Regions from separate parts of the Mus musculus genome. Here region 1 is linked to region 2. The links are chromatin contacts, found by POLR2A ChIA-PET in ENCODE. All regions are on one chromosome and are shown on one strand. The core of a region is the stretch at or near the end of the contact, and the rest is flanking DNA. Distances in the headings are between cores, read along the strand shown. Region 1 holds the start of Vrk3 (vaccinia related kinase 3). Region 2 holds the start of Izumo2 (IZUMO family member 2).

Evidence for each region. ChIA-PET counts read pairs that join two places held with the same protein, here RNA polymerase II (POLR2A).
Region 1: POLR2A ChIA-PET joins it to region 2 with 20 read pairs in embryonic stem cell. The contact joins the promoter of Vrk3 here to the promoter of Izumo2 in region 2. POLR2A ChIA-PET finds 5 or more read pairs at or near these places in 4 of 5 experiments (Patski and embryonic stem cell).

What each region holds. Positions count from the first base shown.
Region 1 is chr7:44,747,090-44,751,960 of GRCm38, forward strand. Vrk3 (vaccinia related kinase 3) reads left to right here and starts at 1,540. Exons shown (of 15, transcript NM_133945.1): 1 at 1,540-1,562. It overlaps Zfp473 (zinc finger protein 473), which reads right to left and starts at 1,260. Exons shown (of 5, transcript NM_001289836.1): 1 at 821-1,260.
Region 2 is chr7:44,706,291-44,711,315 of GRCm38, forward strand. Izumo2 (IZUMO family member 2) reads left to right here and starts at 2,440. Exons shown (of 7, transcript NM_001368390.1): 1 at 2,440-2,684; 2 at 2,766-2,840; 3 at 3,965-4,051; 4 at 4,221-4,241. The coding sequence starts at 2,453.

The sequences.
Region 1 (4,871 bases), core at 290-2,789, 40 kb after region 2:
TCCCAGAGACACACTGCCCCAATAACAACAGAAAGTTAGCTAAAGATCATGATGACCCTATTTTTTGCTTCACCGTTGCCTCTTTCTAATTTTTCCTTTTTTAAAATTAAACCAAAACAAAGGAATGTTAGCATTTCTTCTACACTCCACTCCACAGTTACCTGGCAAAAGCCAGGTATGCCTGACTCACTATAAAAGGGGCTGCTTGCCCCTCAGTCCCCACACTCTCTTCCTTCTCTGTCCCTTCTTGCCCTATTCCCCTCTCTCTACACGTGTTCATGGCCGGCCTCTACTCCCTCTCCCTACCTTTCTCTGTCTCTACTACCTCTCAACTCCCCTCCCCATGCCCTAAATAAACTCTATTCTACACTATACCCACTGTGGTTGGTACCTCAAGGGGAAGGGATGCCTCAGCATGGGCCCGCAGAGGCACCCCCTTCCCCAGCACCATACCTCGCCCTACCAAACATATCCCTGGCTTCCCTGGCTTTTTAAATAGAACATAACAGTATATATTTGAGATGCTCAAATAATAGATACAAATAATCTTTCCTTTTAAATTTGTTTATGACTGCTTCAAAGTGCTATGTGTGTACACCTAAGTGCCTTTAGAAGCCCAAGAGGGGGTTTGATACCCCGAAACTGAAGCAATAGATGTCTCTGGGCCATTATTGTAGGTATTGGTCGCGAGAGGAAACCCCCGCTTAAGAGCCGGGCCTACGCCCGGCTGTGAGCACTCAAGGGTTCAGCATTCTGTCAGGGCCTCCCACCCCGGCCACAGAGGACTAAGGCCATGGGCGCCTGGGCTTAGTCTCCGTACCTCGGCATGGCTCCGTGTCTCCGTACCTCAGCATGGCTGGCAACCCAAAGAACATATGCTTTCCAGGATCCCAAGAAAACCCAACTCCTCATGAGGAGGGCTCCCTCAGAGTACAGGGGGAAATTCCTCCGAGGAAGTTCCGGTTCCAGAAACTTCTCCTCAAATTTATCCCACCCAGGTAACTCCGCGCCAAATTCCAGGACCCACCACCTGTGGTCTCCACCCACTGAGCCCTCTAGGAAGTAGAGAGGAAACAGATTCATGGCTAAGTGACACCAAGGTTGGATGGCCCACTACCCTGTTATAGGACTACTTTCACCTTCTACACCCCGAAAATTCCATTTGGAGGTGACAGCGGGTTGCCATAGATACAGTTTGAAGGCAAAACTGAGATTACAGAGAGAGCACAGAAGCAAGGAGAGTTTAAAAATGACAACAGGACCTTTGATTGGTGGCTGTCACGTATTTCATCAAGATTGACGTCAGACATGCGCAGTAGAAGGAAAAGCCCGCCCCAGAGAAGGCCGAATAACGGTGAGCAATTAGGGGGATGGACTAATCAGGCGTGTCGCTCAGGCTTCTGGGAAATGGAGTTTCCAGCAGGGCACAGCTTGTCCGGATGCCCTGTATTAGAGGAAATAGGCCGCGTCTGCTCGCTGCTGTCGCACGGCCGGTGGGGGATGCGCGCGCAGCCCCTCCTTCACCCTCCCTCCCCGGAAGTTTCTGCGGGGCAACTGTAAAGGTGAGTCCAAGTTTCTGCTCCGGATCGGAGTGAGAGTCCGGGCCGTGAGAAACCCCGGCGCCCACGGCTTTTTCACAAGTACAGTGATGAGGAGCCGCTCGCCCGGCAGCCTGTGACGTCACTGCCTGAGGAAGGCGGAGGCCGACCAAGGCTGGGGTTCGGGGGCGGGAGTGGGGGGAGCACCCACTTCCTCTGTTTTGCTGGGAAGGTGTTGGGCGGAGCCTGTGAGGAATGTCAGACACTCCGCCTCCGCCTCCACGGGTACCTCGTCACTGGTTTCTTTGGGATTGTGGGGCCCGGTCCAGTCTCTGCTACTTAGGGAAGTGTTAGTCCCACACCTGTGGAATTTAGCCTTTGGTACTCTGCTGTGCTGCGTTCCTGCAACAGGAGCATAGATGGTAGCAAGCTGATGGTCATACGTAGGATAAATGAACTAAACAAATGGGTGCATAATAAAAGCCGACTTGAGTATCAGTAGTCGGAACTGAATGTGCAGCCTTAGACAGGAGACCTCAACACTCAAGATCCGAGCACTTACTGTATGCAAGGATCTGTGCAACAGACACTTATTGTATTATATACCCGAACTGCCACCTCCCCTAGGAGTAGCTCTAAACTCAGCAATGTTCTAGCACTTGGGAGGCTGAGTCAGGAGGATTTTTGAGAATAGTGAATTCCAGGACAGCCCAGGATGGACTACATAGTAATGGGCACCTCAGTTTAATTAAAGCTGGATGTACGCTTGGGTAAGTTTCAAATGCTGGGGGATCAAAAGTTCAAGGTCGGCCTAAGCTACATGAAACACTGTCTTTAAAAAAAGAATCCAGCCCTGCCTAAGGACTGGAGAGTTGGTTCAATATTTGAGTGCTTACTGTCTTCCGGAGGACTCAAGTTGGTTCCCAGTTCATGACTGCCTGTAACCCTAGTTCTAGGGAATTAGGGATTGGCCTTCACACGGGTTCATATGCACATAACTGTAGTGAAAATTCTGGAATTTTCATTTCTTTAAAAAAAACACAGAAATATAAGAATATGTTTTTGTTTCAATCCCAGGAGTGGGGCTATGGGGCTGCTTCTCCGCAGCTGACTAAGCTTTGCCTCCTGCTCCAGCAGCTCATGATTTTGCCAGCTGCACATAGTTTCTACAACTGTGTGACGTTTGGAATTCTGGGAACTTCTCAGAGAGTCTGTAAATACTAGGGCCTCAACTGGGTACCGTGAGAGTTGTTTGGTGGGGGTGGGGGATGGGGGGGGTATTGCAGTTTGTTAGTAGTTGTGCTCAAAGAAGAAATTAGATTCAGAGTTCTTGATCTCTCTCCCTCTGTCCTTCTTTCTCTCCTACCTAGGGATAGGGGGTGAAATGGGAAGGGGAGAATAAAGGCAGGAAAAAGAACTCACAAAGTAGCAAAGACCTTTTACACATACCCACATGCAAACACACACATACTCAAAATTAAAGATCATAAAGATGGATGTTTTTAAATTCTGCACAACTAGTTTACATTCTAACGTTGGTTGAGGTGCCAGACAGAAATTGCAGTCAATTGTATAATATTTTTTCCTATGGTATCTTATCTACATGTTTGCATCTAGAATGTCTTAGAAAATGAGAGAGGCTTTCTCTGCTTGCAATTTACATTGCAATTCAGCCCACGCTTACCTGCCCGAGCTCATTTGCTGACGGCTCACCCACAGGGCTGTGGCTGTTTACCATCATCAGAGATGGCGTGGCACTCGTCATGGGCTCTGTTTGTGTATATGGCATGAATTTGCAAGTGCCAGAAGAGGGTGTCAGATCCCCTGGAGCTGAAGTTACAGGTGATGTGAGCCACCCATCAGACTGGGGTGCTGGAGACTGAATCTGGGTCCTCTGGAAGAACAGTGCATTCTAAATCCCCGAGACCTCCAGCCTACCCTCGGAACTGACTATAACTGGATCATTGTGACCTCTGTTTGGTTAACAAACCACAGTGACAAGGTGTAGAGGCTGATGGTCATTGTAGTTAGGATGTGACTGCAGTAAAGAGGGGGAGATGACAGCCTAGGCTGTGATAGGCTGAAGAGATAGAGGCTACCTGGTGAAAAGCCTGATGTTGCCAGCTCAGGGTCATGCTGAGCATCTGCTTCCAGGTGAGAACCTGCAAGGATATTTTGACCTGAAGATAAGAAGCCAATGTGTTTCATCATGTTGACTGTAGAAGTCGCTACCAGGGTGTGCTGGTGTCTTAGTCAGGGTTTCTATTCCTGCAGGAAACCTCATGACCAAGAAGCAAGTTGAGGAGGAAAGGGCTTATTTACCTTACACTTCCATACTGCTGGTCATCACTAAAGGAAGTCAGGTCTGGAACTCAAGCAGGTCAGGAAGCAGGAGCTGATGCAGAGCCATGGAGGGATGTTCCTTACTGGCTTGCTTCCCCCTGGCTTGCTCAGCTTGCTTTCTTATAGAACCCAGGACTACCAGCCAGGGATGGCACCACCCACAATGGACCCTCCTTCCTTGATCACTAATTGAGAAAATGCCTTGCAGCTGGATTTCATGGCGGGAGGCATTTCTTCAAGGAAGGCTCCTTTCTCTGTGATAACTCCAGCTTGTGTCAAGTTGACATACAAAACCAGCCAGAACAATTGACCCCTTGTCAACTTGACACACAAATACTTCACTATTAAGCCTCAACCCTTACTTTCTTTTGTTTTTTTTGTTTGTTTGTTTGTTTGTTTGTTTCGAGACCGGGTTTCTCTGTATAGCTCTGGCTGTCCTAGAACTCACTCTGTAGACCAGGCTAGCCTGGAACTCAGAAATCGCCTGCTTCTGCCTCCCAAGTGCTGGGATTAAAGGCGTGCACCACCATGCCCAGCCTCAACCCTTACTTTCTTATTCATCCCCAAGATCTAAATAACTTTAAAAGTCTCACAGTCTTTACAAATTCTTACATATTAAAATTTCAATGCCTTTAAAATATCCAATATCTTTTAAAACTTAAAGTCTTTTTACAATTCAAAGTCTCTTAACTGTGGGCTCCACTAAAATACTTTTTTCAAGAAGGAAAAATATCTGTAGTCCCAGTATTTTGGGAGTAAGAACAGGAGGATCAGAGTACAAGGCTAGCCCAGGCTACGTGAGACCCTATCTCAAAACTAAAATGAAGGCCGGGCATGGTGGCACCTTTGAGTCCAGCACTTGGGAGGCAGAAGCAGGTGAATTTCTGAGTTCGAGGCCAGTCTGGTCTACAGAGTGAGTTCTAGGACAGCCAGGGCTACAACAGAGAAACCCTGTCTCAAAAAAACAAAAAAAAAAAAAACAAAACAAAA
Region 2 (5,025 bases), core at 1,190-3,689:
TTATTTTTAAGACTGGGCAGTGGTGACACATGCCTTAAATCCTAGTACTTGGGAGGCAGAGGCAAGCAGGTCTCTGAGTTCAAGGCCAGCCTGGTCTACAGACCTAGTTCCAGAACAGCCAAGGCTATACAGAGAAACCTTGTCTCAAAAAGACCAAAAAAAATATTTTTTAAAAAAATTATGAGTAGATGCACATGGATGTAGTGCCCAGAAAAACCAGAAGAGGGCATCAGACCCCTGCAACTAGAGCTGCCATGTGGTGCTGGGAACCAAATTCAGATTCCTATGCAAGAACATCTATTGCTTTTTTTTAATCCTCTCATATATTACATCCAGACTACAGTTTCCCCTCCCTTCTGTCAGTCCTCCACACCACCACCCCTTCTCCCACAGATCCACTCCTCCTCTGTTTTCCTTCAGAAAAGGGCAAGCCTCCCAGGGACATCAACTAATCTTAGCATATCACGTTTTGATAAGACTAGACACTCTCCTAAGGTCCTAAAAGCAGGCAAAGGAGTCAGGCTCCCAGCTGGTGCTATTAACCACACTCAGTGCTAAGCACTTTTTAAATTACATGTTTATTGGGGGAGGAGCACGTGCCATGGTGAATGTGTGTTCAGAGAATCACATTGGAGAGTCAATTCTGCCCTTCCACAGTGTGGGTCCTGGGAATCGAACTCAGGTCCTCATGCTTAAGTGTTGTAAATCAGGTGGCTCCCTCAGCCTGACTTTTAGCCACTCAGCTCCAGCAGCTTAAGTCATCACCTGCCCCTCTGCCAGGGGCAGCCCATCTCCTCTGTTGCTACAAGCTGCTTACTGCTTACGTTTCAGTGGGATGTGCACACCCTTTGAAAGGTCTCTCTCAGCATCATGTCTCTCTCTGTGTCTCTTCTCTGTTTCCCAGTCTCTCTGTCTCTCAGTCTCTGTCTCTCTCTGTCTCTCTGTCTCTCTGTCAGTCTGTCTGAATCTCTCTGTCCAACTTCTAGAGATCCCTTCCCTCCCCCACTCACCCATAATAGCATTCTTGCCTTAGATCTACTGTGTGGTGTGATCTCTTAGTGGCACAGCTTGTCCCAGACCTTTCTCTGCTTAGCCTAACATTGAAGACCTGCTGAGCCATCGCACTGGCTCCTTGAACTTTTAAAATTGGACTTACAATTAGATAATCACCACTATCAGGAGGTTGAGACCGGAGGATTGGGAGTTCAATGTCATCCTTCGATAAATATAAAGTTCAAGGCCAGCCTGGGCTGTGTGACACACTCTTAGAAGAGAAATAGGGAGAGGGAGGGCTGGAGAAAGGAAGAAGAGAAAGAGAAACCGGGTGTGGACCTGGGAGTATTTGGGGCGATGAATAGGATCAAAATGCATTGTATGTGTCTGTGAAATTCTCAAAAATTATTTTTTTAAAAAACTATTCTTCCAGTCATGGTGGCGCACGCCTTTAATCCCAGCACTCGGGAGACAGGCAGATTTCTGAGTTCGAGGCCAGTCTGGTCTACAGAGTGAGTTCCAGGACAGCCAGGGCTATACAGAGAAACCCTGTCTCAAAAAAAAAAAAAAAAAAAAAACCTATTCCAAGACAAGGTCTTATTATGTAGCTCTGGCTGTCCTAGCATTCACTAATATTGAAAGAACCTAGTGGGGAAACCCCCACTCAACTCCCGATTCTGTGTGCACCCAAGAATCACCAACAGAACACAACACCTTGATGTAACAACACGAGGTATTTTAATGGCGGAGCGTCGGGTCGAAACGTATCTCACACAGGAGACAGTGGATTCGACCACGAGGCTTGGAAGCTAGGGGTTTTTATAGAAAAGGAGTGGGGCTGGGGGAGGAATTGGCACGGTTTCACATGATTGGTCCATTTAAACATCAGCAGCCTGTTAACATTTAACTTAGGTCAGAGGGGTGGGAGATAGGGAGGGGACGGGCCTGTCCCGGCATGTCCTGGTCTGTTCTGCTATGTTCTCAGCCCCAGGTTTCAAAGCTCACAAACAACTCTTTGGGCTATTTGACATACATTACATGAATCACAGGTCTCAAGTTTTATTTCCTTTCAATATAGACCAGGCTGGCCTAGAACTAACAGAGATCTGCCTGTCTCTGCCTCCAGAGTGCTGGGATTAAAGACGTACCTGGCTTCGAAAATTAGTAAGATGTTGTAAGAGAGAAAGAGGAAAAAAGAAAGAAACGTGAGGAAGAAGGAAAGCAAGAAAGTCTGTTGAATTAGTAAATTTAGCCTACAGTAAGGCAGGACACTTCAGTCTTTCTCAGCCAGGCTTTAGGGGTTGGAGGAGGGCAGGGTGGGGGTGGAGGGGGTGGGGGTGGGGGATGGGGGTTAGAACAGCACCCAACAGGTGTTCAATAAATATGTTAACTACCTGGATTCCAGAGCTACACTCGGAGTGTTCTGAGGTCGCCCCTGTGAGGTCACAAAGTCCCCACCATGCCTTTGGCCTTGGCCCTGGTGCTTTTGTGTGGCCTGGGCGGCCCCGGGGCATGGGGCTGCCTGCAGTGCGACCAGTCAGTGCTACTGGAGCTCAGGCAGTTGCGTGATGCCATCGTCACCAAGCGCTTCCATCTGGAAGGGCTGCAGGCGCGCGCGCAGGCCCTGCTGTTGAGCATGGAGGGGCCTTTCTTCAGGGACTATGCAATGAACGCTTTCGTGGGGAAAGTGGGTGTGTACTTGGGTGCGTAGGGAAGAGGCCCGGGGAGCTGTGGGCCTTCTGACCTGACAGGGCCTCCCTTCTGGTCTGCAGTCGTGGATCAACTGGAAAAAGTGGCGACATCCTTCAAGAACCAAGCCCAGTATATAAAGGCTAACTCTAAGACAGGTGGGAGACCCTTGAGCCACCCCCTGGCCTTCCTTTCTGCATCCGAGCTTCTCCTCTGGGCGGGCATGTGTCCTTTGCTGTGACAGCTAGGCAGAATTTTGAGAAAGGGTTGAGAGGGAGAAAAGCTGAGGTTCAAAGAAGTCAGGTGACCTGTCCAAAGTCACACAGAGTTGACGATGTATGCGGGACACTCCCATCTCTATAATGCCCATCACTAGGTGTGGCCAGCCACACACTTCTGTCTTCTTGTGTTTCTCAAACACTGTGATTTTTATAAACGGGGTGTTTTTGGCATTGTCTTGCTGAAAGACTACATTTCCCAGCTTTCTTTGCAGACTACAGCAATCATTTCAATGGGATAAGGGGTGACTTCTTCCTCTGGAGGCATTCTGGCCATCTACTTCTTTGCGGTGAATAAGCACGGTCCCATCTAAGGTTGGACCAAGCCTTTCTTTCTGTCTCTCTACAGCTGTCTTTTAAAAAAATATAATAATCTAACATTTGTAATAACCTTCCACCAGTGAGTAAACCCGTGGCCTGTCATCCTAGTAACTCAGGAAGCTGAGGCAAGAGGACCATGACTTTGAATCCCTCTAATTAGTTAGAGTTCAAAGCCAGCCTCAAAGCTCTAGGTGCCAGGATTCACGGGAACCAGCCGTTATTCAAGCACAAACAAGTCTGCACACACATTTTGAGTCTCAAACACTTGGGAGCCTTCCAGAATTCAGACTCTTTCTGGACAGTCAGGTCATTTTTGCAAAGAACCGAAATGAAAACCTCTAAAATCTGGAGCACTTAAAAATTCTTAAAATTTTATGTGTATAAGTGTTTTGGGGTTTTGGGGTTTGTTTTTTTTGTTTGTTTGTTTGTTTCTGCATGTATTATATGCCATTTGTGCATGCAGTACCTGTGGGTGTCAGAAGAGGGCATCAGATTCCCCTGGAACTGGAGTTCCAGGTGTTTGTGAGCCACCGTGTAGGAGCTGGAAACTGAATCTACGTTCTTTACAAGAGCAGCCAGTGCTCTTAAGCACTGAGCCACCTCTGTAGCCCAGTCCGACAATTCTGTAAGTGGCTGGAGGTTTGATGAGGACCTGCACTGAAGAGCATCTCTTCCTTCCTCAGACGTTCCTCTGCTGGAAGAGCTGGTGAGCTTCAGGGAACATGCCATCAAGGAACTAAAGGGAGCATTAAGAGACTATGAAATGAAAGGTGCCGCCCCTTCTCCCCCACCCAGTTCTTTCCCTCCTAATAGCACTCCTGGGACCCCCAGCATCACCATCTTGCCAGATTTCCCCCTTCTCTCCCTTGATCCCTTCCCAATTCAATTCTCAAGCTGCCATGTCTGCACGTCACTCATATCAGCTCTCTTCTCTTTCAGCCTGTGACCACAAAACTTGTCGTGAGTTCTAATTTTCCTACCCACCCCGCACCCACACCTATTCCCCATTCCTCCCAAATCAAACCTCAATGCCCTACTCACTTTACCACAAAACCATGAACCCCTGGTCATCAAGGGAGGGTGGTTTGTTGTGAGTGCATGCATGTGCATGTGTGTGCTCACATGCTTGTATGCATGAATGTGTAAGCACATGTGTGCATGCATGGGGTCATGCGTGTACACATGCATGTATGTGTGTTCATGTGCATGCACGAGCATGTGTGTATTTGTTTGTGCACGAATGTGTGTATGTGCCTTCCTATGTGTATTGCATATATGTGTATCTGTGCATGCACAAGTGTGTGTATATGTGTGCGTGTGTGTGCATGCATGTGTGTATGTGCACATATATGTGTGTACATGTATGTGTGTTGCATGAGCAGATGACTGTGAACTACAAGTGGGGCTGGGATCTGAGAATTAGTAAAGGTTTTGAGTTATTGAGGCATTTCTTCAGCCCCACCCTGGTTTCTGAGCTAGGGTCTCGTGGTGTCATGAAGGTCACTGACTAGGCTGGCTGCCCAGTGAGCCCCTGGGATCCCTCTGCCTCGTTCTCAGAGCTTTGACTACACACACTGCCACCTCGAACTCTTCCGTTCTAAGGAGTGAACTTGAGTCTTCATGCTTACAAGGCAGCCATCTTATCCACTGAGCTATCTCTGCCTCACTCCTCCCACCCCAATTGCCTTTGCTTCTTCTTTTTTGACACAAGGTCTCTCTCTCTCTCTCTCTCTCTCTCTCTCTC